Regions from separate parts of the Mus musculus genome. Here region 2 is linked to region 1. Evidence: chromatin loops called from intact Hi-C (ENCODE). Cell type or tissue: gastrocnemius. All regions are shown on one strand. Each heading gives the region's core, and the rest is flanking DNA. Links, peaks and the distances in the headings are about the cores only.

The links. Hi-C counts contacts between places; a loop is a spot of excess contacts. Peaks named below come from ENCODE experiments on the same cell type or tissue, not always from the same donor. Only the 100,000 strongest peaks of a DNase experiment are listed, where the experiment ranks them.
Region 2: a loop joins it to region 1, with 8 times the contacts of the local background. A loop is called at or near these places in 10 of 42 quality-filtered maps.

What each region holds. Positions count from the first base shown.
Region 1 is chr10:80,282,771-80,297,904 of GRCm38, reverse strand. Rps15 (ribosomal protein S15) reads right to left here and starts at 5,474. Exons shown (of 4, transcript NM_009091.2): 1 at 5,422-5,474; 2 at 5,045-5,130; 3 at 4,029-4,263; 4 at 3,791-3,938. The coding sequence starts at 5,424. The coding sequence ends at 3,825. It overlaps Gm30682 (a long non-coding RNA gene), which reads left to right. Exons shown (of 3, transcript XR_871874.3): 1 at 1-1,596; 2 at 2,104-2,798; 3 at 2,920-3,770. Dazap1 (DAZ associated protein 1) reads right to left here. Exons shown (of 12, transcript NM_133188.3): 8 at 14,728-14,881; 9 at 13,646-13,675; 10 at 13,356-13,496; 11 at 12,479-12,655; 12 at 9,497-10,366. The coding sequence ends at 10,194. It also overlaps a transcript of Apc2 not described here. In gastrocnemius, for the core only: a CTCF peak has its summit at 2,199 (motif pointing left); DNase peaks (open chromatin) are centred at 1,682, 1,966 and 2,162; H3K4me3 peaks cover 2,085 bases; H3K27ac peaks cover 2,108 bases.
Region 2 is chr10:80,364,970-80,380,103 of GRCm38, reverse strand. It overlaps Plk5 (polo like kinase 5), which reads right to left. Exons shown (of 15, transcript NM_001347124.1): 15 at 14,615-15,014. The coding sequence ends at 14,823. Among named protein-coding and RNA genes, the nearest start is that of Mex3d, 15 kb to the left of the region's middle. In gastrocnemius, for the core only: CTCF peaks have their summits at 3,745 (motif pointing left) and 5,791 (motif pointing right); DNase peaks (open chromatin) are centred at 3,728, 5,810 and 8,289; H3K4me3 peaks cover 325 bases.

The sequences.
Region 1 (15,134 bases), core at 1-5,000:
CTGGGGAAGGCTGTTCTCCATGTCTGTCATCCCAGCACTGAGGCAGGAGGATTGCATGGAGTTTAGGCTCAGCCTGTGCTAGGGTCAGACCCTGTGTCGAACAAAAGGGGAAAGCAAGAGTTGGCACGGCCCACTAGTAGTCAGCTCGGGTGCTGGGAGGGCAAGGTGCCTGGCAGGCATGGAGAAATAAGCTAGGGTGTGATCCAGGCATAGGAAGCATCCACACAGCCCTGGAGGGGGCGTGTAATGAGATAAGCCAGGGCAAGCCATCAAGCCTGGGAAAGCAAGGAAGGTACTCATAGCAACACAGAGTTGAGCAGGCCTGGAGCTGGGGTGCAGGTGGGGCACAGAGCCTTTTGGCTTCAGCTCTGCCTCTACCTCCCTTGGGCATACCTGTCTCTGGCCTCAGTGTCCAGCTTGGGTGGGAATCCTTAGCCTACTCTGTTCCCTCCCGGAAACCACAGCTCACGGGGGCCTCTCAGGCAAGGGCTGGTGGAAGGAAGGGAAGACTGGCCACTCCCATACAGACAAACTGAGACTTGGGCTAGGAAGTACTCAGCTCCAATTCACACCGCAGCTCCATTCAGGCCTCTGGGTAGGAGAGCTCTTCTCCTGCCTTCTCTCCTTGGAAGGCTATGGGGACCCATGGGCAAGATGCCCTCAGCCCCAAACCTTTAGAACATTCCTCACTCCTGTCCCCCTCCTTGCTGAAGAGGCACAGACACCCCAGTCACCAAGTACCTGAGGTTTGACCTTCAAGTGACACAGGAGACACTGTACCTGCTGATCAGAGCCCAGTGCCTCCCAACTCTAGAGCACTTCAGGCTTCCCAAGGGGCCACGCACCCTGGGACCTCTATCCATGACACTGCAGAGGTCACTGGGCCTCTCTGATGACTGCAGGTGTCCTCTTGGTGTCCCGCCAGCCACCCTCCCCTAAGTGGGCTCCAGTGGGTGTGGAGTGAGCACAGAGGCGGGCTGCATGACCACATCATTTGGGCATGGCTGTGAGCGGGGTGACAGGGCACAGTCCTAATGGGGAGGAGTTAGCTGCCGCTGGACCAGAGTAATGGCCCTCAGTTTCCCCAGAAGGAAGCAGGCTGATGGCGCAGCCAGGACCTCCGGAAAAACCCTAGCACACAAGCTTTTCTTTGGCTCAGTCATGTGACCTTGACTGCTCAGCTGTGCCCCAGCCTCAGTTTCCCCTTACATATCGGAACTGCAATACCGCAAGTCTCAGAACAGAACCTTTGAAATGTCATAGTCAATGGATGCTGAGCGGGGAGGCTCTAGCTCAGTAATGTCCGCAGGGAAACTGAGGCTTAGCGAGTGTGTAGGGCGTGGTCGAGGCCTGCATCCTGCCCTGGCTGGAGCCTGAGCTTGGTGTGCACCAGCTGCAGCCCTCTGTTCTTCAGAGACCTGAGGGTCTCCGCAGAAGAAAGGAAAGAGAGGAAAGGAAAGGAAAGGAAAGGAAAGGAAAGGAAAGGAAAGGAAAGGAAAGGAAAGGAAAGGAAAGGAAAGGAAAGGAAAGGAAAGGAAAGGAAAGGAAAGGAAAGGAAAAGAAATGAGGTTTCCTGCTGAAGGAGTCTCCCTCAAGGTAAACCTGCGCCTGCGCGGGACGGGGGAGGGGTCGCTGCAGTACAGGGAGGGGAACTCAGCCCCATGCACATGCTCAGGAGGTTTCCTTGGCAACTGTCTCCAGAGCAACTACGGAAGGCCCCCCGACCCATCAAGTTGGCTAGCTTGACAGTTGAGTGTCCTCTACTGTCCTCGGGGCCGCCATTCCCACAGTCAGGACCTCACCTGACTCTCCCCACACCCTCATCTCCGACCAGGACTCCCTGCATCCTACCTGGTTCCCAAAGAAGGCTGAGTGCAGCAGGCTCAGGAGTCCCAAGAGCCCCATGAAGCTGCAGCCGCCCGGACAGCACGCGCCCCGCCCTCCACAGCAGGGATGGAAGGGGCGGGAGTATTGCGCCTGCGCAAAACAAGGGGCGGGAGGGGGTGTCACTACACTGATGAGGGGTGACCCAAGACTCTGGAGATGAAAATATAAGTAAGACAGGATCTCTTTGGGTAGAGCGACAAAGCATATATCTAACAGGCCTGGAGCACCCTAAGTGTTGGAACCGGTCCGTTGAAGAGGAGGAGACCCATGCAGAGTCCGTGTTTGTGGGAGCTAGAAGCGCCACCCTGTGGCTATGACACCATGCATCTGCCTGTGGATAGTCAGTCACCTGCGTGCCCAGATACCCGCTAAGATTCACAAGTCATTCAAGAAAAATGTTCTGGGTGCCAGCCTTAGAGCCGGGCACAGGGCATGGAGGGGATCCGCTGGATGTGGACGCTGTCATGTGAACATTACTGGAATTCTGTATGCTCAACCCTGTACAGTGGGTAAACAGGTCTACAAGCCTGGTCTTTGGGTACTCAGCAATAAGCAAAAAGTTAAAAATTGGCCATGTGGAGTGACAGATATCTTTAATCCCCTCACTTGGAAGGTAGAGGCAAGTGGATCTGAGACCATCCTGGTCTAGTCTCAAAAAACAAAAAAACAGATTAAAAACTGGGTGTGGTCCACTTGATACTGAGGTGGGACTATCTGTTCCAGGTGCCAGGGATGCAATCAATGCTGACCGGTTAACTCTGAGCTACCTACCACAGGAGGAAGTGTGTAGTAGGCGACCCCAGTGACTGCAGAGGAACAGACCTGCCTGGCAGAGGGGTTGGTGCACATCTAGCCCCCGTTTCTGTCAGGAGCTGAACCGAGAAGGGTGCTGGTGTCTCATGAAGTGCAAAGTAGGTGGGGCAGCCTGCCAGGTAAACTCCCACTAGATGATGAGCAGGAACAGGGAGCCTGATGGAGAAGCCTAGGAGCCCTTGAACTATTTATTGCCCTAATTTGATCTTTCCCTATCAGTGTCACCTGCCTGGTGCTGTGGATGGGACTGATGCTCCGTGGTTAACGTGTACTATACCAGGACCCTGCACCCACCCACATGGTGACCAGGTAATCCCATACCCACTTCTGGCCCTCGTGGGCAAAGTCACTAACTTGCATATGTGCACACCCAAGCCTATGCTAGGCTGGAGACATGTTTCCCTGGCAGGAAGGACTGGAAGCTTCCAGAAAACCCTGCCTCACATTCCCAGAGGGAAAATGTTTACTAACAAGGCTGCAAGCCTTTAGTCTCAGCATGCCAGATGCAGGTGGACGCAAGTTCCAGGCCGACAGACTAAGGAAAACAAGCCACTGAACATGGTGCCTGTAATTGGTCCCAGCACCAGGGCCTGAAGCCAGCCTGGTGAACTCAAAGAAAGCCTGCCTTAGAAACAGGCCAGGGGTTCTCTCCACTGCAGATGTCAATTGTGTCAGCATTCCACAAGTAGGAGGCTAAGCCTGTCACACTGCCAGCATAGGCTTTGGTGACATGCTTGAGGTCTTCCAGAACACGTGCTATCCCAGGTCACAGAATGAAGCTCCAGGTAAAAGAAGCACCCTTACGCAGGCTGCAGCAGGTCCCCTTGTGTGTCCACTGTCACTGCAGTTCCCCCCCCCAAGACCCAAACCCAGGGAGCAGCCCCTTGCCCTTCCTGATGCTCAGCTCTGCCGTGCATGCTGGGCAGCTTGAAAGCGGAGACTGCAGCAGAGATGACGTGGACATGGACGTGAGCCCCTTACATGTAACTGTTCACCTTCATTCTGGTGGACTGTGACAGCCACCCAAAAGGCTCCAGGTTCCACACACAGGGACCAACCCAATCCCCAGAAAAAAAACAAAAACCCAGAATCCAGGGACCAAAACCAGTCTTTATTGGCCTCGGCTACTTGAGGGGGATGAATCGGGAGGAGTGGGTGGCACCGATCCCGGGCCGGCCGTGCTTCACGGGTTTGTAGGTGATGGAGAACTCGCCCAGGTAGTGGCCGATCATCTCTGGCTGCAGGTTGAGAGGAGGAAGCAGAGTGGTGTGAGCAGCTTTGGCACAGAGAAAAGCCACCCACCCAGCCACTCCCGGACCACAACTCACTTTGATCTCCACCTGGTTGAAGGTCTTGCCGTTGTACACGCCCACCATGCTACCCACCATCTCCGGCAGGATGATCATGTCCCTCAGGTGCGTCTTCACCACCTCAGGCTTCTCCATGGGTGGTGCCTCCTTTTTGGCCTTTCTCAAGCGCTTGAGCAGTGAGTGTTGCTTCCGCCGAAGACCACGGTTCAGGCGCCTCCTCTGGCGGGCGCTGTACAGCTGCATCAGTTGCTCACTGTGGGAGAAGGGGGTGGTTTGGAGACCCGGGGACAGCATGCTGCGCCAGCACTGCTCCATTTCTTTCACACCCAGAAAGGAACATGCCGGGAGCTCACTAAAGACAAGTCCTCCATAGCACTGCCGTCAACCTTCAGGGCACAACCCTCTAAAATGAATCCACCAGCTTCCACAGGCAGTGACGTAAGCCGAGATCAAACCTTTTCCTTTGACAGCCCACCCAGACAAATTACCTATCCGTGGTTGATTTTCCCCAAGGTCACAGGGAGGCCTGTGAGCCCAGTCAGCGGGAGACTGAGGCAAGGTAGTTCTGTCTACATAAGACTGTCGAACACTGCACAACTGTAGCAGGGGCCGAGTTGAGGTCACAATCTAGAGCGCTTGCCTAGGAGGCTAGGACGCCCCGAGTTTGATGCTCTGCACCGTGATGGTGACCCAAACATTAGGGAGGTTGAGAGGATCAGGAGTTCGAGGAGAGCCTGGGCTACACGGGTCCCTTTTTTTTTTTCCGACTCAAGAGTTTCTCTGTGTAGCCCTGGCTGTCCTGGAACTCGCTCTGCAGACCAGGCTGGCCTCGAACTCAGAATTCCCCTGCCTCTGCCTCCCAAGTGCTGGGATTAAGTCGTGCGCCACCATTGCCCGGCACTCGAGACCCTTCCTTGCCTCTCCCATGTGACATGTGCAAAGGTTCTGGCTCTATTTCCAGCACCACCCACAGAAAAGGAAAATGTACAAACGGGCCAGCGACCCGGCGGGACTAAGGTGACGGGGCCTCTTACTAGGACATGTCGAGCAGTTGGTCGAGGTCTACGCCACGGTAGGTGAACTTGCGGAAGGTGCGCTTCTTCTTCTGCTCCACTTCGGCCTGCGTGAGCGCGAGTCGGGGTTAGCAGGGGCTCGGCAACCTTACCCGGGAGCCCAGGGACCTGAGCTGCGCGAGCCGCGCTCCTCTAAGCTACGGCGGACGGGCGAGGGGACACACAGCCCCGCGGCCGCCCGCAGCCATCCGGGCCCTTCCGCACCCGCCATCCGCAGTCTCCGGGCACCCGAGCACATCGCTACATCCCCAGGCAGCGAGTCCAGAGTCTTGCGAAAGGGCCCCGGGAGGATGGCGACGGATACCCGGGAGCACAGACCGCCGTGCACGAATACTCACCATCTTGGCGGTTACTCGGAAAAGGAAGTACGGGCTGCGCTTGCGCAGTTATCGCGAGCTCTGCCGGGAGGGCCCGCCTCCACCGCTCAACAGCTTCCGCTCTGCGGATACTCGCCATTGCCCCCCGCTGTCCGGAGGCCAGAGCAAAAGCGCCGCTACCCTCCGGAGGGGCGTGGCTCCCTTTGGGGTTTTTGTTAGTGTGTCTGTCTCTCTGTCCCTGGTTTTCTTTGTCTTCTCTGTCTCTGTGTTTCTGCCTCTCTCATGTACAAGGTCTCAAGCAGTGATTCTCAACCCGTGGGTCACAGCCTCTTTGGAGGTGGCATATCAGATATCCTGCATATCAGATATTTACAATTATGATTCCTAATAGCAAAATATATACATACATTTTTGGGGGAGACGGAGGTTCAAGACAGGGACTCTGTGTAGGCCTGGCTGTCCTGAAACTCGCTCTGTAGAACAGGCTGGCCAGAGGCTAATCCCAAGTGCTGGGATTAAAGGCGTGAGCTACCACCTCCAGGCTGTCTGCTTTTCTTGTGGGATGTGTGAGCCTACCACCTCAAAAGTGAGTGGTTAATTAGAAGACAACTTGGAGAGATCAGTGCTCTCTTTCCACCATCCTGGGACTTGGCTTTAGACTCCCTGACCCAGTGAGTGTTTCGTTTTATAATAAAATAGAAGCCAGGTGTGATGGCACAAGTCTTTGTCTTTTTTTTGTTTTGTTTTTTCGAGACAGGGTTTCTCTGTATAGCCCTGGCTGTCCTGGAACTCACTTTGTAGACCAGGCTGGCCTCTAACTCAGAAATCCACCTGCCTCTGCCTCCCAAGTGCTGGGATTAAAGGCGTGTGCCACCACGCCCGGCAAGTCTTTGTCTTTAATCCCAGCTCTTGGGCTACACAGAGAAACCCTATCTCAAAAAACGAAAAACCAGAGAGAGAGAGAGAGAGAGAGAGAGAGAGAGAGAATATGAATGAATGTTGGAAAGGAAGCCGCATTTTCTATTTTTGTTTTGTTTTGTTTTGTTTTTCAAGACAGGGTTTCTCTGTGTAGCCCTGGCTGTCCTGGAACTCAATCTGTAGACCAGGCTGGCCTTGAACTCAGAAATCCGCCTGCCTCTGCCTCCCAAATGCTGGGATTAAAGGTGTGCACCACCACGCCCAGCTCCAACATTTTCTCTCTTATCTAGTGTTGGGGGTTGGAAGGCTAGGAGGAAAAAGGTGGAGAAGGATGGAAGAAAAAGAAGCCCACGAAGTAGCAAAGTCCAGCAGAGGCACGTGTAGCACACAGAAGGCAGAGCGGTCTGTGAATTCCAGGCCAGCCAGGGATGCATAGAAAGACCATCCCTGTCTTTAAAGAGAGAGGAGAGGTAGGACAGTAGTGGCCAGGACAGCCAGGGCTGCATAGAGAAACATCATGTGAAAAAACCAAGCCGGGCATGGTGGCGCACGCCTTTAATTCCAGTACTCTGGAGGCAGAGGCAGGTGGATTTCTGAGTTTGAGGCCAGCCTGGTCTACAAAGTGAGTTCCAGGACAGCCAGGGCTATACAGAGAAACCCTGTCTCGAAAAACCAAAAAAAAAAAAAAAGAGAATACTCCCTTGGGCCGGGCGGTGGTGGCACACACCTTTAATCCCAGCTCTTGGGAGGCAGAGGCAGGCAGATTTCTGAGTTCAAGGCCAGCCTGGTCTACAGAGTGAGTTCCAGGACAGCCAGGGCTACACAGGGAAGCCCTGTCTGGATAAAAACAAAACAAAACAAGAAAGGTCTGATTATAGTTGAGTGCACATGGATGCTGGCACTGGGGCTAGGTACACTAGATCCCTTGGAGCTGGAGTTAAGACAGTTGTTTCTCCATCTACCTTCCCCACATAAGGTTTTTGTTTTTGTTTTTTGATTTTTTTTGGTGGTGGTGGGGGTTAAGGGGTTTATAGAGATCATGCTGGCCTCAAATTCATAGCTCCAATTGTCTTTGTCTCCTTAGGGCCCTCCTGAGGCTTTGCATAATTTGGGGGCAATCCCATTTAGTCACAAATACTTGAAAGCAGTCTACACAGGTCCCATCTCCCTTTGCATGGCTGAGGTGTCTCACTTGATTCCCCAGGATAGCTGGTACTCACATAGTTTTGGGGAGATGACGAGTGGGGTCTCATGTATCCCAGGGAAGTTTCAAACTCATGTAGCTAAGGATGACCCTGAACTGCTAAAACCGAGTCACAGATTTTATCTTCTTTGCACCTGTGTGTGGTACTCACACAGGAACCAAGGCCAGACCCCCTGGGCCTGGAGTTGTACACTATCCATGTACAACTGAACAACTGAATACATGAGAGCTGGGAACAGAACTGGGTCGGCTGTGAGAGGAGCGTGCTCTTTTTATTTATTTTTATTATTATTATTTTTTTATTTTTTGAGACAGTCTCACAGTATAGACCAGGCTGGTTGTGAACTCAAAAGTCCACCTGCCTCTGCCTTCCAAGTGCTGGAATTAAAGGTGCGAGCATTCATGCCTGGTCATTCTTTTTGTTTCGAGACAGGGTTTCTCTGTGCAGCCCTAAACAGCCTCCTGGGACTCACTCTGTAGACCAGGCTGGCCTTAAACTCAGAAATCCACCTGCCATTGCCTGGCCATACTTTTTGATTTATTTATGTGAGTATACTGTTGCTGCCTTCAGACATACCAGAAGAGGGCATCAGATCCCATTACAGATGGTTGTGAGCCACCATGTTGTTGCTGGGAATTGAACTCAGGACCTCTGGAAGAGCAGACAGTTCTCTTAAAGGCTGAGCCATCTCCCCAGCCCCTGGCCATACTTTCTTAACTTGAAGTTTTTGAGTTAAATGTATTCACTTTACAGCCCAGTATCAGCGCTTTCGGTCTTCCCAGCATCCCTTAGGTAAGTCCTGCACCCATCCTCCTTAGCAGGCAAAGCCTCACTCTTAGTGTTAGCCCCCACCCCAGCCCATACTGCACATCGAGTTGCTGTGGGTTGTCATCTTCTCTTACCGAGGTCAGACAAAACTGTCCATTTAGAGTACAGAAGCCACAGGCTGGCGGGCAGGTAGGCAGCAGGCTCAGGGACAACTCCTGCTGCAGTTGTTTGGGGACCTACAGGAAAACCTAGCTGCTCATCTGCTATACATGTACAGAGGGCCTAGGTCCAGCCTGTGCTCACTGATGGTTCAGTCTCTGTAACCAGCCACCAAGGGTCCAGGTTAGCTGACTCTGTCCTCTTTGGGACCCTCAAATCTTTCTCCTAATGCTTAAGACTCCCCAAGCTCTGTCTGATCGCGTGCCTGGCCATACTTGGTATATTTAAGGGTATGGAGAGATGGCTCGGCAGCTAGGGGCACCATCTACTTCCTGGTGAGGGTTCAGTATTGATAGTGTAGCAGAAGCCAGAGGCTGTGAACCAGACCAGTGACTTGTGGCAATGAATATGGACAAAAGGTGGACTGTGTAACATCGAAGTTTCCATGTTTCTGGTGGCTATGGAGGGATGGGGCGCTAAGTGGGGGAATGAGGTGCATGATGTGAAATTCATAATCAAAATTTAAAAACAAACCCGTCTAGCTGCTCTTCCGAGAGCCCGTGCTCAATTCCTAGCACCACTAGGTGGCTCACAGACTGCTCACCAGAGTGCTAGGTAACTGAGTGATGGTGTCTTCTGGCGGCTGTGGAGGGAGGGGGTCAGCACTGCATGCCCACGGTGCATAGGCAGAGGCAGCCCAACACCTAGGCCCATAAAAGTAGAGAACTTAGGGCTGAGAAGGCGGCTCAGTGGATTAAGACACTTCTCACAGAACTGGGAGATCCACTTGAGGTCTGCCCTTTGTCTAGTCAAAATGTAAGTCCCCTCCGCACACCAAAGTAAGTGCAATAAACACACACACACCTGTGTGGGTGTCACTTCAAGGCCAAAGATGGGACTCCATGTGCCCAGTCCTGTCTCCTGCTTCCTGATGGTTCAGACCAGCACACCCCACTTTTCTCTAATGGGACAGTCCCTCCAAAGTACATTGGGAAGGACAGAGGGGAGCAGACCAGAATTACAGACACAAGCAGACAGCACTCAGGTTCTGATCCAAACACGCTGTTTTATTCAAACCGGGTCAAACTGGTCAATGGGAACCTGAGCCCTACTGAGGGGCCTCCAGCAAGGCCTTGCCTGCCACACCTGTGTGGGTGGGGCCCAGGCCACCCGAGACTTCAGCACTGCCACCTGTGCCAGGGGCCCTGTTGCACCTGCAGCCACACAAGCCGCTCAAAGCAAGGAATGAACAAAAAACCAAATGCACGCAGTAGTCTCTGCCCGCACCCCAGCCCGCGCCGGCGGGAGCCAGGGCTCCCGCTTCCCACACCCGAACCCTGCTTTAAATTAAAAAATAAGCCAGTATACATTGTAGAAAATTTCTCTTAAAAATCTCACAATTTGTAAATGTATATTTTTTCTTTAACATAAAAGTTTACAATATACCATAAAACAAAAGGCTCAAGAAAATAATCTCAAAAAAAGGAAAAAAAAGGAAGAAGAAAAAGAAACCTGAAATTCTGAATTAAAGCTGAAGGCGTTTTTTAAACCCTGTTGTTGAACCAGTGACGTGTTTTTATTGTGCTGATGGGTCAGAGAAAAGAAATATATTTAAAACCTCAGTCCAGATGCGGCCTCCGCTGCCCCTCCCCCCAGGTCGAGTGGTCATTTATTTTGTCCCGAGTGTGATTGTCACAAGTTCACCAGTCCCGAATCCTGCCTGCCCCGCCGCCATGCCCCTGGCTAGCGCCGGTAGGGATGGAAGCCCTGCACGTTGTGGTTCTGCCCGCGTCCGAAGCCACTGCCGCCAGCGGGGGGACCCCCCGAACCTGGTACAGAGGGGCCCCCATAGGAGGGCGGCTGCTGGCTGGGGTCCGAGAAGCCCTGGCCGAAGCCACTCAAGTCCTGCCCGTAACCTGCTGGGAGAAAAGCTGCTTAGTTCAGGGTCATGGGACAGTGGCCCACCCCATGGTTCTGCCAAGGAGAGGGGCTGCTGTTCAGGCTTCGGGTCTGTGGGTAGCACGGTGGCCCTGTTGGCCTGTCTGTCACCCTACCCTGATGCATCACACACACACACACACACACACACACACACACACACACACACACACATATACACACACACACACACACACACACACAGCACCAGAACTGGGGAGGTCCAGGATGCTCTGTCCCATCGTGAAGTCACTGCCTGAGCTGTGGCAGGCAGAATAGGACAGAATGGTTTTGGGGTTCAGCCTAACTTCCCAACAACTCTCTCAGCTGTGCCCAGTGTTCCTGAACAATTGCTGCCAATTCTGTCAGGGGTGAAGCTTTGGGAAGGGCAGATGACACCATTTCCTGCCTGCCCAGCCAGTAGGCAATACAACCCTGGGAGGCCTCCCCAGCCCGGGCAGACGCACGCATGGATGCAGGCCCCACTGGCTGGGGCTTGCGGTTTTTGGGTGGGTGTCCAGATCCAGAGAGAGCAAGGCCCTGAGGATGAGCAGCTCAGAGTGCTACTGCACCAGGCATGCAGACATGGCCACAGACAGCAGCACTCAGAGGTGCCCCAAAATCAACTTCAGGTGACGGGCCTATGTGAGCACAACCCCAGCACACTGTACTCTCATCTGAAAACGCCATGAAAACTCAATCCACACAGAGAAGTGGCTGCTTTCAGAGGACCCAGGCAGCTCACCCCTGGTGTAACGTAACTACACTTCTCAGGGGAGCTGATGCCTTCCTCTGGCTTCAGATGGCTCTTGCATGCATGGGTTACACATGGACTCACCTAAGTACACATGAAATAATTTCTTTTTTTTTTTTTTTTTTTTTTTGGTTTTTCCAGACAGGGTTTCTCTGTGTAGTCCTGGCTGTCCTCGAACTCAGAATCCGCCTGCCTCTGCCTCCCAAGTGCTAGGATTAAAGGCATGCACCACCACGGCCCGGCCTAAAATCATTTTTAAAAAGAAAATTTCATTCTAAACAAAACCAAACAGGAGCCAGGCGTGGAGGTACACACTTTCAATTCCGCTCCTGGGAGGCAGAGGTAGACTGATTTCTGTGAGTTCAAGGCCAACCTGGGCTACATGGCTGAGACCCTGTTTCAAAAAAGAAGCCTAACCAAACCAACAAAACACAGCAACAAAAACAAACCTAGATGTGGTGGAACACAGAAGTCACCAAAGCCCACTGAGGCAGGGGGAACTAGTTTTGAATTCAAGGCCACCTGTGCTTAACAAAGAACAAGAAAGGAGGAGGGAAGGGCTGGCAGGACTTGGTTATGTGTTTGCTACCAAACAGGACTGTGAGCTCCATTCCCAAACATGCGGACAGGACAGAACAAATTCCCAGGGTCCGGTCTGACTTCCCCATGGGCCAGGGCACATGCATGTACACACGGACTAGAAAGGAAAAGCTTTTTTTTTAAATTAAGGCTGAGGATGTCACTCTGAAGGACACATGCCTAGCATGTGTGAGAATGACGATTCAAACATAGGGCAGAAGCTCACTACTATGCACAGTGAGGAGAGAGTTCCTGCAGCAATGGCAGAGGCAGAGGAGAAAGCAACCTTCCACGACAGCATAAATCAACCATGACAAGGTCCCGGGCCACAGAAGCTGCCACTGCAGAGCCTGGCCACTCCCCTGACCTAGGGCCCCCCCCCCCCAACCACTGGGCTCCAAAGGGACAAGAGCAGATACAACCTCCCAAGCAGCGCGCTCGCGCTCTCTCGCTCTCTCGTCCTCCCTCCCTCCCTCCCTCCCTCTCTCTCTCTCTCTCTCTCTCTCTCTCTCTCTCACACACACACACACACACACACACACACACACACACACACACACACACAGACTGCTTGGATAGGGACTTCCCCAGACAAGGTAGAGCCTAGAGTAACCATGCCCAAGGACTCAACAGGATCCCTGGGAGCCCACATTCCCACAGGGGCACTAGATTGGGATCCAGCATCCCAGAATCCTATGTGGTAGCCTCTCCTGCTCCTGCCCGTCCTGGGAGCAAGCAGATGGCCACAGCCACTTACCATATTGACCATAGGGGAAGTCCGGCTGGGCTGTTGGGGGTTTGCTCATGTCTGGGGCAGCCTGAGACGGAGGTGGTGGGAAGGCCAGCGGGGCAGCCCCTGGGGTGGCAGGTGGAGGAGGGACCCCTGGAGGGGCAAACTGATCAGGGGGTGGGGGAGGAGGACCGTAGCCAAAACCTGTAGGGATAGGAGAGCAGGGTATGAAGAGTTGGTGCCAGTCGCAGAACCGACTGAGTATAGGGGCCAGTGTCCACCTAGCACATCCTACCAGACACTGCGCAGGCTGGGACTCCGCCCAGGGCCATTATCCCGAGGAGACAGCTCAGACAAGCTGCTCAGGACAGAAGCAGACCAGAGCACCAAACAGTAATGTACATAGCAAGGAATTCTAGGTGAGAACTCTGGAAGCCACTGCTAGCCACTACAGGGCCAGGATACACCTACTTACTGAATGTCTGTCTAGCTACAAGAGGCCCTGGCCTCCACGCCAGCATCTGAAGAAAGAAGCCACCACTGAACACAGCATCAGACTACTCAGAAAGGCTGGCTGTGTCTGCTAGAACCAGGCAAACTAGGCCAGGTGAACTAGACCTAGGCCACTATTGTGCCTTGGGCAGTGTGGATGAGGTGCAAGTCTTATCAGTATGTGCCTACTAGAAATATTGGGGCAGGGGGTGGGGTGGGGGTGGGGCGGGGATCCTGGGTCAGCTCCTTCCTAGAGTTCTACCATAACCTAACTGCACAATCTGTAGACACCACTGACTTAAGCCTACACGAAGCACAGCCCAATAATCCAAGAACCTCCCACGAACTCTTAGCCAGCCTTGGATGGATGGCAGTTGATATGCTGGGTCTGTTCCGAGAGGGTAGCACTCACTGAACTGTGGTGGGGCGCCATAGCCCTGTGGGAAGCCCTGTGGTGGGGGGAAGCCTCCAGGCGGTGTGGATACAATGTAGGAGGTGAAGGGTGGGGGCGGGGGCGGGGCTCCTCTGCCCGCAGGGGGTGGGCCATAGCCACCTGCAACACAAGAATTGGAAAGGTTGGAGTAATCCCTCTGGCACAGCCTAGACCCAGATCACATCCATGGTCTCCTCCCAACACCAGTAACCCAGTGCTCACAGCAATAGGCCTGGGGTGTACAAATGACCCCTTTCCACATGACTCACCAATGGCCTGTCCTGCTGGCACCCACATTCCTAGACAGAGAACAAAAGAGAAGGGGCCAGTTAGTCTGTCAGTGACTTTCCTTGGTCTCCTGGTTGTATGCACAAGTTTCTCAATAGGTCTAAGGAAGGAAGGTCTGTCCACAGCTGGAGTCCCAACCTCATAAAGAGGAGAACCCAAGCAACAGGACCCGGCTCTGCTGCACCAAGATGGCCTGCGCCCTCACACCATGAGTCTTACACACTCCCTTAAGCAGCTCTTCCCAGAGCAAGAAGGAAAACCCGACAAGGGGCTGTGTCACTGTGTCATAAACAGGGTCCCTTCCTGTTCAGCACCCAGACACAGAGATCCAATCCTTGCCAAGGCAAGACCAGCTACAGGCAGCTCGAGTCTCTTGGATGAAGCCCGCTCCCATTCCCATCACCCACAGGCACCGTGCAGGCCAGAACTGGGAGGCTGCACACAATTTGCAGCAGAGCAGATGCAGCCACCTGCAGGGCCTGCAGGAGAGTGAGAACACACGTTGGCCAAGGAGATAGATGCCTTGTACAGTGGCTTGGTGTTGGGGTGATGGAGGTCTGCCATCCTAGCCCTCTGAGACTGAGGTAGGACATCTGCAAAGTCCAAGGCTAGCCTGTGCAACACAGTGGACCTGTCTCCACTGTGAAGGAAGGGAAAGAAGGAACTTGCCCTGAGGCTGTGGTGTCTGTCAGCAGTAAACATCACTGCAACCTGGGAACTGAGCTCATGCCCAGAACTGAGGGAAACAAACACTCATGCTCTATTTAGGTCAAAGAGGGAATTCTTGAAATAGGAGGGGTCACCTGCAGATTGGGGCCTCCTAGGCAGCCACTGTCAAGCTTCTGTGTTTACTGTTGCCAGTCAGGGACTGGGCACAGGAGGTGACACACATAGCCAAAGTGATACCACAGAGGGTAACTCAAGAACCACACCTCATGCCTCCTGCAGTCAGGCTCCTAGGCAGCCGTGCCTGTGGCGGGACCTGCCCCACCACTGGAGAACAGAGAGGCAGTCGCCACCTCCAGGATGTGTTAGCAGGGAAACCACCACACCTGTGCCTTACCTTGTGGGCCATATCCTTGTTGCCACGTGGGCGGGGGCTGGCCTGCCCAGCCGTTGGCTGCACTGGGCGCCACGCGGCTGCCCCACTGGCTGGCTCCTGGCTGTCCTGGAGCTTGATTCTTGCTGTCCCGTGGTTCAGCCCGTTTAACCTCCACCTAAACAAACCGAGTGCACTTTAGGGAGAAGCCAAGGTGGCACCCCTGCCCTTCAGACACCCTTGGTGACTTACGACTACACTTAACGCCTTATGACTTACAGTGAGTACTTAAGATAAGCTTACTTAGGCCAGTAAGTTTCTGTCTTAAAAAAAAAAAATGTTTGCTCTTTAATTTCTTTTTATAAAAAAAATGTTTCTCAGGTACAACAGACACATCTGGAAGACGCCCTGTGCCCCCCCACCTCCACTGC
Region 2 (15,134 bases), core at 3,475-8,474, 79 kb before region 1:
TTGCTGGGCAATGGACACCCCTAGTTACGAGATTCTAGTAGCATTTGTGACCTGACCTGTGGGATGAGTGTCATGCTGTCCTGACAACAGGTGAGGGCCAGGGAGGGGCTGTGGCGAAAAGTCGGGGTGGGGGCCAACACGATTCACTTCTGCTTACCCTAGATACAGAGCCTACTGCAGGACAAAGACGATGCTACCAAAGTCCCACTTGGTGGACAGACGGGTTTTATTGGGGTTACAGGAACAAAAATGAGCCAAAGACAGCTGCACCACCAAGGCCCACTCAGCTTGTGTGACAGCTCCCAAATCTGGGAACCTGAAGCACACCAACCTTCGCCTGGTCCGGTCACACATGCCACTCCCCTTGGTGGTTTTCAGCTCCCCGACCTAGGGGGAAGCTCTGCTTAGTCTGCTTCGGCCTTTCCGGACACAGGACCCTAGAGGGTCAGAAACTTCTGCCTCCTCCTCGGCCATGGTTCAACTCCTAAGGAGGAACACGCGGCAGGTTACAGAGCCCATAGGAAAGCCAGGCATGAAAGGTGACAGGCTATCAGATACATGGCGCTCAGCCAGAGAAGGAAGAGGCAGGACATCACACGTCGTCGTATGCCCCGTCTATAGGAGAGGGGTCACTCCTAAGACCTACATCCTACGCTGGGACCTGAGGGGCTGGGCTGTTTGAGGTTATGTTCACCGCCACACACAGAAAATCCCAAGAACCTCTCTTGGGACCTTACTGTCATGGGGGGGGGGGGCAGTCTTTCTAGGAGCAACGAAGGTCCTGGAGGGTGAGAGGTGTGGAAGCCCACGCATGCCTTTAGTCCCAGCACTCCCGAGCCAGAGGCAAGAGGATCTCTTGAGTTTGAGGCCAGCCTGATCTATAGAGTGATTCCCAGGATAGCCAGAGCTACACAGAGAAATCTCGTCTTGAAAACCAAAAAATAAAAGGGGGTCAGGGTGGAGGTCACCCTGGCTTAGGGCACCAGGTCCCGTGTGTGTGTGACAGGTGGTCTGAGGGAAGAGACCCTTGAGGCCACTCACCTGGATCTCAGCACTTGGTAGACTGAGGCTGGAGGATGGTCAGCTCAGGGCCAGCCTGGACTACATGAAAACCTGTCTTAAGGAAAGAAACGAAGGAAGCAGGGAGGCTTGGGTGGGCTGTGGCTGGGTAGAGTGCTTACCCAGCATGCATGGGACCCTGGGTTTCAGAGCCAGCACTGTATAAGTCAGGCGAGCTGATGCAGGCCTTTTTATTCCTGCATGCAGGACGCTGAGGCAGGAGGATTAGGAGTAGACAGTGAAGCAGTCAGATAGACACAGGGTGAGCCTGAAGTGACAGGGACGCACCCCAAGGACACTCAGCCTTCAGCCTTCAAGATAACGGAATCAGCCCGTCGTGCCCTGATGTTTCAATGGCTCCACTGAGACTCTTTGTCCCCGCAGCCCTGACCAAAGAAACTAAAATTTGGAAGGCACAACAGCGAGTGGTCAGCAGCAGAGGGTGGCTGTGGCCGCAGGGCAACGGCTGGATAAGATAAACTGTACAGCTGACAGCACCTGCAAGCTGCCACAGTTTGGAAAGGAAGAGAGTGACCCGCAGGGGGTCGAGGACAGGCAGAGCAAATTGGCTGGTGGAGGGAGCCTTCAAAAGGAGGTGGGACCTGGGGACCTGAGTTCCAAATGGTGTGTGGCTGCAGGCATATGTGGGAGCGGCTGGTGCCACAGCAGTCGCAGGGAGCTCAGAGGTCAATCTGCAGGCCCTGGCTCTGCCCATCCACCCTGTGTCTGGGCAGCAAACTAGGTCCTCAGGTTTGGAGGCAAACACATTTCCCTGCTGAGACAGCTCACCAGCACTTTAGTCTGTTATATTTCTTTACTTGCCTTTTAAAAACATCATCTGGAAACCGGGCGTGGTGGCGCACGCCTATAATCCCAGCACTCAGGAGGCAGAGGCAAGCAGATATCTGAGTTCAAGGCCAGCCTGGTCTGCAAAGTGAGTTCCAGGACAGCCAGGGCTATACAGAGAAACCCTGTCTCGAAAAACCCAAAACCAAAAAACAAACAAACAAACAAACAAACAAAAAAACCCAACAACAAAAAACCCCATCATCTGATTTAATATCTATGGCATTTTGCCTGCATCTCTCTGTGCATGTACGTGCAGTACCGGCAGCAGCCAGAAGGGGGCGTCGGTCCCCTGGAGCTGGAGTCACAGAAGGTTGTGAACCCCCATGTGGGAGCTGGGAACCGAATGGATCCTCTGCGGGAGCAGCTGGGTGCTGTAGCCGCTTGCCCATCCCTCCCGTTCTCCCTGAGGTGTCCCCAGACCCTGAGCCCTGGGACCACAGGCCGACACTTCTCCTCCACTTCTGGTTAACATCCAGGTGTTGACATAGGCGAATCAGGGCAACACAAGGACAAACTGATAAAAACACTGGGATCCCAGAGCACAACACACACACACACACACACACACACACACACACACACACACACACACACACACACACACGAAAAACGTAGCATCGGCCCTCCCCTTCTCACCATCTTTCTGGTGCTCAGGAATGTCCTGGCAGATGCTCTCAGGAGCGTCAACGCTGAGAAACAGACAAAAGTCAGGTCTCAGGTCCTCATCAGTCGCCTCCAGAGTCTCTGTTCACTCCCTATCGGTGATAGGGAGTGAACAAAAGCATGGTTGCAGTGGTAGATTTGACATCCATCACTGCTGAGCACGGAGCTGGGGAAATTGTGAACCTCCCAGGCAGGTTGAACAAGTGTGGAGCAGTCAGCCCTAGATTTGCTGTGCAGCTCAAAGACCTTGAGACAGGGCAGAAGACCCCAGTGTGGATTCACTGTGCTGACACCCTCAGCTGGCATTATGGACCGTGAAGAAGCAAGACAGAAAGGAACACACGGGAGGGAATCCTGGGATTCTTCTAGAGATCTAAAACATAAATAAAAAGCCTCTGAGGAGGCTGGAGAGATGGCTCAGTGGTTAAGAACACTGACTGCTCTTCCAGAGGTCCTGAGTTCAATTCCCAGCAACCACATGGTGGCTCACAACCATCTGTAATGGGATCTGATGCCCTCTTCTGGTGGGTCTGAAGACAGCAACAGTGGTGGCACACGCCTTTAGTCCCCTGCTAACTATAATCATTTCACGATAAATGACACAGGCAGAGATCAAGCGTTGGATTCTATAAATATTTCTACTAGGGCCTGGAAGATGGCTCAGCAGGTGCAGGAGCTTGCTGCCAAGCCCAGCAACGTGAGTTCAATCCTCAGGACCCACATGGTGATAGGAGATAGTGGCTCCAACTTGTTCTCTGATGCCGGGCAGTGGTGGCGCACACCTTTAATCCCAGCACTTGGGAGGCAGAGGCAGGCAGATTTCTGAGTTCGAGGCCAGCCTGGTCTACAGAGTGAGTTCCAGGACAGCCAGGGCTGCACAGAGAAACCCTGTCTTGAAAAACCAAACCAAACCAAACCAAACCAAACAAAACTTGTTCTCTGACCTCCCCATGATCATACACACAACAAATATGGATTTACGTTTTAAATTTTATTTGCTTAAGAATTCTATGCTAAAAAGTTCACTCACCTCAAGGCCAGCCTGGTCTACAGATCTAGTTCCAGAACAGCCAGATTATACAGAGACCCTGGATCAAAAAAAAAAAAAGGCGCCCTGGACCTATCTTCTGTCGCCCCCGTGTGGCCAAAGCGGCACATAACACCTTGTTCACAAGCACAGCTTGCACTTCCAAAACTCGCCACGCTGGGCCCTGTTTCACCAAGCAGCCCACAGTGAGCTGAGCCTCTGCCTGCTACAGGGCCCTCTCTGATGTGTCCCAGGCCTTGTCTCTTTCCCCAGACTCTGACAGTAGTAACTGGAAAGTGGTTTTTTGTGGGTTTTTTCTTTTTCTTTTTCTTTTTTTTTTTTTTTTTTTTTTTTTGGTTTTTCAAGACAGGGTTTCTCTGTGTAGTCCCGGCTGTCCTGGAACTCACTCTGTAGACAAGGCTGGCCTCGAACTCAGAAATCCACCTGCCTCTGCCTCCGCTGGGGTTAAAGGCATGTGCCACCACGTCTGGCTGTTTTGTTTTTGTTATTTTTTTAAATTAACAGATAAATTTATTCTTCACTTATTTACTACACCTGACTGCAACTTCCCTTCCTCCTAGCCCCTACAACCTCCGCTCCTCCCAGGCGCTCCAGATCCACAGTTGCTCCACTTCCCTTCAGAAAAGAGCAAGCCTCCGAGGGATATCAACCAAACACCACATAGCAGGTTACAAGATGGGCACAAACATCTCATATCAAGAATAGGCGAGGTGACCCATTACAAGGAAAAGCTTCCCATGAGCAGTGACAACCCCACTCCCGCATCACCACACATTTGCAGAGGACCAAGTGCTGACCCATGCAGGCTTAGAGCTTCAGTGTCTGTAAGCCGCCCTGAGCACTGATTGACAGATCCTGCGGGACTTGGTTTATTATTATTATTATTATTATTTCAGTTAATTATTTTTTCTTCAGATGGCATCTCATTATGTAGCCCTGGCTGTCCGGGAATTCTCAATGTAGACTAGACTGGCTAGTCACAGACATCCCCCTGCCCCTGCCTCCAGAGTGCTGGGAATAAAAATGTCTACCACTAAGTCTCATTTCATAGTTTTCAGTAGAAACGCCTGTGGCTTTGTGTGCAGAACTCCTGGTTGGGAGTGCCATAGCTTCATGATGATCCACCGCTGCCACCCTAGCACTCGGGAAGCCGAGGCAGGGGGATTTCTGAGAATTCAGGATAGAGAAAAACTTGGTCTCAAAAAGCAAACAAAGAAAACTGATTCATCACAATGGCTCAGGGGCACCCGAGTTAGGTTCCCAGAACCCACGTGATGGGAGAGAACTGGGTCCTGCTCCCTACCCTCTGACCGACATGCATGTTAGCCCACATCAATGACAATGCTCACCAACAGGGCCAGGGCAGCAACTGCAGAGCTTACCCAGCACAAAACCATGAGTTCCATTCCCAGAACCTCCGAAGCCCTGTGTGGTGGCACACGCTTGTGATCCCTGCACTGGAGAGATGGAAGTCAGAGGGTTGGAGGTTCAAGGTCATCTACTACTTAGAGGTATCAGTGACTTCACTGTACAGAGGGGGAAACTGTGGCTTCTAATTCACCCTCTCTCCCCCTCAACCGCCAGACATTTGTAAAACTGCCATTAAAAAAAAAATCTTTAATCCCAGCACTTGGGAGGCAGAGGCAGGTGGATCTCTGAGTTTGAGGACAACCTGGTCTACAAAGTGAGTTCCAGGACAGCCAGGGCTACACAGAGAAACCCTGTCTCAAAAAAAAAAAAATCTCAGAGCTGCAGAGATGGCTCAGTGGTTAAGAGCACCCACTGGTCTTCCAGAGGTCCTGAGTTCAGTTCCCAGCAACCAAATGGTGACTCACAACCATCTGTAATGAGATCTGATTCCCTCTTCTGGTGTGTCTGAAGAAAGCTACAGTGTATTTATATACATAAAATAAACAAAATTTTTAAAAAAAGAAGAAGGCCGGCCTGGTCTATAGAGTGAGTTCCAGGACAGCTAGGGCCACACAGAGAAACCCTGTCTCAAAAAATCAAAAAAAAAGAAAAAAAAAAAAGAAAAAAAATCTCCCCTCATGCCACAAAGTCACCTTTAATCCCAGCAGTTGGGAGGCAGAGGCAGGCAAATTTCTGAGTTTTTACATGCCTGAGTGCTTTTCAGTATGTGTATGATCTGTGTGATACACTTCCTACAGAAGCCAGAAGATGGCGACAGAGCCCCTGGAACCAGAGTGACCGCCAGTTGGGAGCTACCCTAGTCCGCTACCTAGTCCGTGCAGGTTGTGGGGGTGGCTTAGCAGGGCGCTTCTTCACCCTCTGCGCCTTTGCTTTTCTTTCTTTCCTTCTTTCTTTCCTTCTTTCTTTCTTTCTTTCTTTCTTTCTTTCTTTCTTTCTTTCTTTCTTTCTTTCTTTCTTTCTTTCTTCTTTTTCAATGCAGAGTTTTGTCCTCCTGAGCTAGGGGACACTATTGCAGGTTGTTGTCTTCGATATCCTGGGCCCTACAGAGTGCTAAGCGCTGACCCTGGCCTCTACTCACTCCATGTGGGAACCCCCTGAGTCCTGACAGCCCAAATGTCCCCAAAGTGTTCTTGGAAGGGCAGAACCACCCAGCTGGATCCCTGGACTTACAGAAGATTTTTGTCACTTCCTTTTCTTTCCTTCCTCCCTCCCTCTTTCCTTCCTTCCTTTTTTTTTTTTTTGTTTTTTCTTTCCTTTTTTTTCTTTTTCGAGACAGGGTTTCTCTGTGTAGCCCTGGCTGTCCTGGAACTCACTCTGTAGACCAGGCTGGCCTCGAACTCAGAGATCCACCTGCCTCTGCCTCCCAAGTGCTGGAATTAAAGGCATGCACCACCATGCCCGGTTCCTGTTTGTTTTTGAAACAGGGTTTCTGTGTAGCCCTGGCTGTCCTGGAACTTTGTTGCCTCTGCCTTCTGGGATTAAAGGCATGCGCCAGCACTGTCTAGGTCCTGGTTTTAAAGATTTGTATGAGTGTTTTCCTGTATGCTCTGGGCCATGATGTCCAGAAGGGGGTGGTGAATCCCTTGGAGTCACAGATGGTTGTGAGCCTCCACGTGCTAGGAACTGAACCTGGGTCTTCTAGAAAGGATGGCATGCTCTTTTAAAAAGACATTTCTTTCTTGTTTGTTTGTTTATTTGTTTTGTTTCAAGACAGGGTTTCTCTGTGTAGCCCAGGCTGTCCTGGAACTCACTCTGTAGACCAGGCTGGCCTCAAACTCAGAAATCCTCCTGCCTCTGCCTCCCAAGTGCTGGGGTTAAAGGCATGTGCCACCACTGCCTGGCAAGATATTTATTTCTTTTATATGAATACACTGTCGGTCTGTGTCTTCGGACACACCAGAACAGGGCATCAGATTCCAATGTGAGCCACCATGTGGTTGCTGGGAATTGAACTCAGGAACTCTAGGAAGAGCAGTCAGTGCTCTTAACCGCTGAGCCATCTGGAAGCTGTGCTCTTCATGTTTCCCCAGTGATCACAAGACTGCCTGGAGGTTTCTCCATCTGCGAGGCCTGAAGAGGAGCCAGGAGAGGAGATCAGGCACTACCCACCACTCTGCACATCCCTGCCTGTGTCGGGGCCTCTCCCTGAATCTACAGCTGGGCTGGAGGCAGCAAATCCCAGAGCTCCCTGTCTCCTCCCCACACTGGGATGGAGATCCAGGCTGGTTATGTGGGTGTTGGAGATGCAAAGGCATCTATCTCCTCATCCTAGTCCCGGAAGTGCTCTCTCCGTTAGCCGCCTCCACAGCTCCAGTCTTTGCTTTCACAGAACAGGAGCTAGGTTCTCTGCCCTTCACCCAGGTGCCCAGGCTCACTCACCCAGCTTGTCTCAGCCCCTCTGGTGGCAACAACTCACTGCAGGCATACCCTCTCTTAGCTCTTTGTCAGGACCCACAAGGAGGAATAAATTGGTCTCTGTGCAAAGGAGGCGTCTTGTGAAGCCCAAACTGGCCTTGAACTTGCAGCCTAGCCCAGGATGAGCTTGGGTCCACTTCCCGAGTGTCAGGGTGACAGGTCTGTGTCATTTCTCCAGGCCAGGGATGAACCTGAGACCTCAGCTACAGCCTCACTTCCGTTTTCCTTTTTAATGTCTGAGACAGGGTTTTGCTCTGTAGTTCAAGCCTGGAGCATGTGATCCTCCTGCCTCAGCTGCGGGAGTGAGCATTGGGAGGTGTGTACTGCCACACTTTTGGCTTGGTTTTCTTGACTCGCTGAAGCGGGGTCTCGATGTATAGACCTGCTTGGCCTGAGTCCTCGGCTGATCTTGAACTTGTGGCAATTATTGTGCATCCAGCTTGCAGGCACGTGCGACCAGGCCTGGGTCACGGATGTTTATTGCTTGGTTGGAACAGCTAAACAACACCAGGTCAAACCAGTTTGAGTCAAAATGTCCCTTACTTCCCCTGTGTTTCTCCACATCCCCGCCAGGTTCCCCACTGCTAAATAGAAATTTCAGTTCTGGTCTATTCCAAGAAATCCAAGATACAGTTATGTCCCACTGAGACTTCCTGTGATGCAAAGTCAAAAGACAGACTCGACAGACTCAACTCAGAAATCAGCTACAGAAGGACGCGGCTCAGCAGTCTGCCCTCCTCTGATGCCACAAAAGCACAGCAGAAGCCCCACCCTGGCCCCTCACTGGGGGATTCTAGACTGGGGGTGGAGGGGGAGTTCCATCCATGACCACGCCCCAGCCCCCTCATTGGAGGATTCTAGGTGGGGCTCCACCCCTTCCCCTAAGTTCCTTTTGCTTTGTGAGAGGGTGTCTCTGTGATCCCCGCCAGTCTCCTGTCTCAGTTTTTCTAGTAGCAGGATGACTGGGCCTTCACTCCTGTTTTCTCCATAGTTTACGTGATAAGAAATCCCAGGGTTCCGAGATTTCACACGTGACTGTCACTCACGGTTGCTATGGCACTGTTGCTATGGCATCTGTCCACCTGGAACCGCAGAGGCTGACCATACCTTTCTTGCTCCTGATTGGAGGTGTGACTCTGTTACATGTTTGAAACCACCAATGAGGTGTTCCGGGGTCACCTGTCGCTAACAGACTAGAAAAAGGGAGAACTGAGTTTTACACACACACACACACACACACACACACACACACACACACAGAGTTCTTGTTCCTAGTATGAAATACACTGAGGATTTTCCTCACACACAAAAATATTACCAGTGTTAGACAAGATTTAGTGAGGGGTTTTGGCCTTTTCCTTTTCTTTTGTGACAATGTCTTGCTGTGTAGCCCTGGCCGTCCTAGAACTTGCTATGTAGATCTGGAGACCAGGCTGGCCTTGAACCCACAGATATCCTCCTGCCTATGCCTCCCAAGTGCTGGGATTAAAGAGCTGCACCACGTCCTTCCTGCCTCATTCTTTCATTTGATTCTTTATTATTTATTTATTATTACTATATGCATATGGTGTGTGTGTGTGTGTGTGTGTGTGTCTGTGTACATCATGTGAACCTTGTTTCTCTCTACTGTGTGGGTCTCCAATCAAACTGAGGTTCTCAGACTTCCCTCACCCACTGAGCCATCTTGTCAGACCAGGATTTATTTTATTTTATTGTTTTGTTTTGTTTGTGTTCCTGAGAGATAGTCTCATGTAGCCCAGGCTAGCTTGGAACTCAGTATGCAGTTGAGGGTGGACCTTGAACCTCTGATCCTTCCCCCTCCACCACCCCAATGCTGGGATGACAGGCAAGTGTCACCACCCCTGGGTCAAATATTTTGTTTCTTGAGGCTAACCTCTCCGAAGAAAATTCCAGAAAATTTCAGTGGGCAGGCGAATGGGCAAACTTCCATTTGTTGAAGTTCTTCTGCTTTGAAATAAATCGTCCTGGAAGGTTAGGAATTAATGTATTCTGTAGTTAGTTTATTTTTAATAAACCACCCATTGTGGGCTCGGGGCGTGGGAGATTCTCACAGATCGCTCCCGCTCAGACGCCCACGGGTGATGGAAATAAACATGGTAGGTAGGTCATTTAGCAAGCCACAGTCACTCGGGTAGGCTCCCGCGCTCTGTCCTGTTCTTACCCCAGAGACAAGCATTCTGGGTAGACACAGTAGTCATGAAGTCACCCTTAAGCTTGTTGACCTAAAGCCACAAAATCACATGTGACTGCATACACCACTCATTCCAGAGACTGAGGCAGGAGCATTGCCCTGACTTTAAAGTCATACTGTGCTACCACTGAGACCTCTTCTTAAAAAGGAATAGAGGGCTGCAGTGATGGGGGATGGGGCACGTCCCTCTGGTCCTGGGAACCTTGGTGCAGTGTCAACCCCAGGGTAGCGAATGCCCTCTTCTGGCCTCTTCAGGCACTGCATGCCTAGGGCAGACGCTATCACACGTACATAAATAAGAAATAGATTCTTAGCCGGGCGTGGTGGCGCACGCCTTTAATCCCAGCACTCGGGAGGCAGAGGCAGGTGGATTTCTGAGTTTGAGGCCAGCTTGGTCTACAGAGTGAGTTATAGGACAGCCCAAAAAAGAAAGAAAGGTGTTTTAATTGGGAGTTGGAAGCGAATGCCGGTGCCAGTTCACGACCGTCCACATCAGCTCTTACAGTGGGTGAGGTCATGTGACCCAGGCCTGGCCAGTGAGCTCCAAACCCAGGACTTGGTCGGGGAATGGAGAAGGGGTAGAAGCCAATCTTCTTTCTGTGCTCACTTGGCCATGTGAACATCAGCATATCCTAGGCCCCCTCCCCCTCCATCCCTTCCTCTCCCTCTCCCTCCTCTCTTCTGATCTTGGACTCCCAACCATCCTACCTGCGCCTCCAGGCCCCTGATATGGTCTATGTTCTGCTGTGAAAAAGCTCAGAGCCTCCTTGGGGTTAAAAGAGTGATCTGGGGGTTGGGGATTTAGCTCAGTGGTAGAGAGCGCTTGCCTAGCAAACGCAGGGCCTTGGGTTCGGTCCTCAGCTCTGGAAAAAAAAAAAAAAAAGAGTGATCTGATCTGCACTTTTCCCTTTAAACTTTTCTTCTTCTTCTTCTTCTTCTTCTTCTTCTTCTTCTTCTTCTTCTTCTTCTTCTTCTTCTTCTTCTTCTTCTTCTTCTTCTTCTTCTTCTTCTTCTTCTTCTTCTTCCAGACAGGGTGTCACTATGAAGCCCTGGCTGGCCTGGAACTCCTTATGTAAACCAGGCTGGCCTCAAACCCAGAAATCCTCCTGCCTCTGCCTCTTGAGTGCTGGGATTAAAGGTGTGTGCCTTCACCATCCGGCTCTCTCCCTATTCTTTTTAAAGATGTGTTCATCCTTATTTTATGGGCAGAAATGTACCATCTGGGGCTGGTGAGATGGCTCAGTGAGTAAGAGCACCCGACTGCTCTTCCAAAGGTCTGGAGTTCAAATCCCAGCAACCACATGGTGGCTCAAAACCATCCGTAACGAGATCTGACTCCCTCTTCTGGAATGTCTGAAGGCAGCTACAGTGTACTTACATATAATAAATAAATAAATATTAAAAAAAAAAAAGAAATGTACCATCTGCACGTGTACCTGCACACCATGAGTGCTGGTACACTCGAAGGCCAGAAGACAAAATTGGATCCCCTAGAACTGGAGTTACAGACGGTTGTAAGCTGCCATGTGGTGCTGGGAACTAAACCAGGGTCCTCTGCAGGAACACCCAGTGCTGTAACCACTGAGCTGTCCCTCCAGCCCTGGGTCATGTTTTGCATGCAGATGTAAGTGCTTGCTTGGAAGAAGATGGGAGAGAGAACAAGACACACACACACAGACACACAGACACACACACACGGACACGGACACACACACACACACACACACACACGAACACGGACACAGACACAGAATCATTTATCTTCATTTAAGCCCAGATCCAGCTGTGCCTGCAGTCATCACATTCCAATGTCACACACCTGACCTAGTCATTTCCAACAATGAACAAGCATGAGTGGACGAGCTCACCAGTGCACACCCACATGCTGGAGCACAAAAGCAGGATCATGGGCAGAAGAAGGAGGAGGAGCAGGAGCACGGGCAGGAGCAGGAGGAGGAGCAGGAGCAGGAGGAGGGGCAGGAGCAGGAGCAGGAGCAGGAGCAGGAGCAGGAGCAGGAGCAGGAGGAGCAGGAGCAGGAGGAGGAGGAGGAGCAGGAGCAGGAGGAGGAGCAGGAGCAGGAGAAGAAGCAGGAGGAGGAGCAGGGGCAGGAGCAGGGGCAGGAGGAGGAGCACGAGCAGGAGGAGGAGCAGGGGCAGGAGGAGGAACAGGAGCACAAGCAGGAGGAGGAGCAGGAGGAGGAGCAGGAGCACAGGCAGGAGGAGCAGGGGCAGGAGGAGGAGGAGAAGGAGGAGGAACAGGAGCACAGGCAGGAGCAGGGGCAGGAGGAGGAACAGGAACACAGGCAGGAGGAGGAGCAGGAGCACAGAATGGACCTTGAACACGAAAAAGACTTTGAGGCCCATGCGGCACCAACGGACCTGGAAGTCACTGTGCTCTGTGTGTGGAGATTTGAAAGGCCACTCATGGGACTCCATGACAGGACACGAGGACAATAGGTGACTCAGAATTGGCAAGGAGGAGGGGGTTGTGGGTGCTGGTGCCGGGGAGGAGGCGGGTGGATGTAGCTGAGGAGGACGCTGTGTGTGAAGGGATGTCGAGTAAAGGGCAAATTAAACTTAAATTTACAACACTCCTTGGGCTGGGCATGTGTCCCCTGCACTCCTCCACACACTTCCTGTCTCCTGAGTTACAGGGTCTCTTAAAATTCACCCAGGCCTCACAAATGCAGGCCTTCCTGTCCAGTATATACACAGAAACACGTGTGGTCACGATTGACCTTAAGGCCTGGAGCGCCTTCCACCTTCACTTGAAGTGGCCACGACTGCGACTGTGGGTGCAGTTTTCTTTCTCCTCCCCCAACATCTGCAAACAGTTGATCTCCCACTAAAGCCAAAAGATGGATCTAGATAGGCAAGGCTCTGAGGAGCAAGCCCAACCCACCCTCGGCCTCTCTAGCCTCAGCCTCTCCACCCTCAGCCTCTCCAGCCTCAGCCTCTCCAGCCTCAGCCTCAGCTTTTTCAGCCTCAGCCTCAGCCTCAGCATCTCTAGCCTCAGCCTCAGCTTCTTCAGCCTCAGCCTCAGCATCTCCATCCTCAGCCTCTCCACCCTCAGCCCCTCCACCCTCAGCCTCAGCCCTTTTGTGATTCTAACACACCCTCAGCCCCAGTTCCCACTCTGGCTAGTGCCTCCTTTCCTGTGACCTCACCATGGGACTCCATGATAGGACATGAGGATAACAGGTACCTCGCCAGTAGTGGCAGCTCCTGGAAATGGCCTTAGCTCCCGTGTGCCCGGGTGACAGGCATGCATTGTGTGGATAGCAATGTGGACTCAGGTCCCTGAGCTTGTGTGCCCACTGAATCTCTCACCGGGGTCTCCCCAGCTCATGTTGTATCACAGGGGTTACAGACCTCAGGCACTGTATCTGTCCTTGTGGTGGTGTGAATGAAAATGGCCTCCTAGGGAGTGGCAGTACTAGGTGTGGCCTTGTTGGAGAAGTGTGTCACATAAGCCAGACCCAGTGTGTCTCTCTTCCTGCTGCCTGAAGATCCAGCTCCTCCTCTCAGCTCCAGGTCTGCCTAGATGCTGCCATGCTTCTCACCATGACAATAATGGACTGAACCTCTGAAACTGTAAGCCAGCCCCAGTTAAATATCTTCCTTTATAAAAAGTTGTCGTGGCCATGGTGTCTGTTCACAGCCGTAGAAATCAGAGCTATGACAGTCCTTGATAGGTTCTTGGTTTTTGTTTTTGCCAACTTGACACAAGCCAGAATCAAGGACTCTCAATTGAGAAAATATCCCATCAGATTGCTCTGTGGGCAAGTCTACAGGGCATTTTCTTGACTAATGATTGATGGGGAGGGGGGTCCTGTCCACAACGAGCAGTGCCACCTGTGGGCAGGTGCTCCAGAGTGCATAAGAAAACCTGCTGGGCTTGGTGGCACACACCTTTAATCCCAGCACTCATGAGGCAGAGGCAGGAGGATCTCTGAGTTTGAGGCCAGCATGGTCTACAAAGTGAGTTCCAGGACAGCCAGGGCTACACAGAGAAACCCTATCTCGGAAATAAAATAAAATAAAGATTAAGTCTAAGTTGCAGTTCCCCAAGGAGTTGGGGACTCTGTGACAGGTTGTTCTCAGTGAAGTGTCCTGGGCCCTGAACAGTGTCCTCATCTCACCCACTCCGTGACAGAAGCACATCCCTTGGTGACAGCCATTATGTCCCTAGACCCAGCCCAGGTCTCACCTTGCCAAGGTCTACAGTCCTTCCCTAATGACCTTCATTCAAGTAAACCTCTGTTATTGTTAATTTCACTCACATGGTCCCACTCCTGGCCTCTGTTCTAGCTAGCCTGGTCTACGAGGATACCCTGCCTCCTAACAAACAAGAAAGGTCTGGATAGACAGCTCCGCAGTGGAGAGCACCAACTGCTTTTGCAGAGGAGGCAGATTCGATTCTCAGCACCCTCGTGGTGACTCACAACTGCCTGTAATTCCAGCTCTTGGAAGGCTGACCTCCTCTTTTGATCGCCACAGACGCTAGGCACACATGTGCTGCCCAGATGCAAGAATTTAGTCATGTTGAAATTGGGGCTGGTTCTTCCTCCCAGCCCCAGGCTCCCAGAAATAAGACTCAGACTCAAAATATATTTACAAATACCTTAGCCACATAGCTAGACTCTTCTCTGAGTAGATCATGACTTGGATAACCCAATTATTTTAGCCACATGGCTGGTCACCTGTGCTCAGGTGGCATGCATCTGTCTCCTCACATCTTCCCAGGGCAAATCTTCCATCTCTCTCTATCCCAAAATTCCCCCCCCCCCCGCTGCCCGATGCTCCACCTTTTATTTCCTGCCTAAGGTATTGGCTATACATCTTGACAGTTGCTACATCCATACAGACATAAGATATTCTCTCCACATACACGTGTAAAATAAGGAAAGCTAAAGCAAACAAAAAGGAAGCAGACACCAGTTTAAAGGATTCTGTTTTATTTAGTGAAAATCCAACAAAATTCTAGCTTGAATAGTCATACTATAAATAATCAAAGACCCCTACCCATCAGTGGCCCCGTTGTGTCAACCCTCCATGAACACTGGCTGCAGCGCATTAACACAGACAGAAACAGATCCCAGGTTCCCAGGTCTCCACGCCAGCACGAAGAGGTCTGCTCAGACTTCAGACACTCTGTAGCAGATGCAGGCCATGGCGCAGGTGATGGTGGACTGCAAGGGTGAAGCCATGGCTCCGCAGGACATCGAGTGTGTAGGAGACGCCCACAGCGGGTCCCCCTGGCTCCTGGAGGGTGAGCAGGAGGTCCTCGTCCTCCCCACTTAGCACCAGCTGGGTTTGGGAGGTTTTGAGGCTGACCTAGGAGAGAGAGAGAGACACTAAGGTCAAGATGAGCAGTCAGCGCCAGTGCTGATCCTCAAGATAGGCACCGGTAAGAGTCCAGACTCAGGGTCAAGGGCAAAGAAAGAGATTCAACTG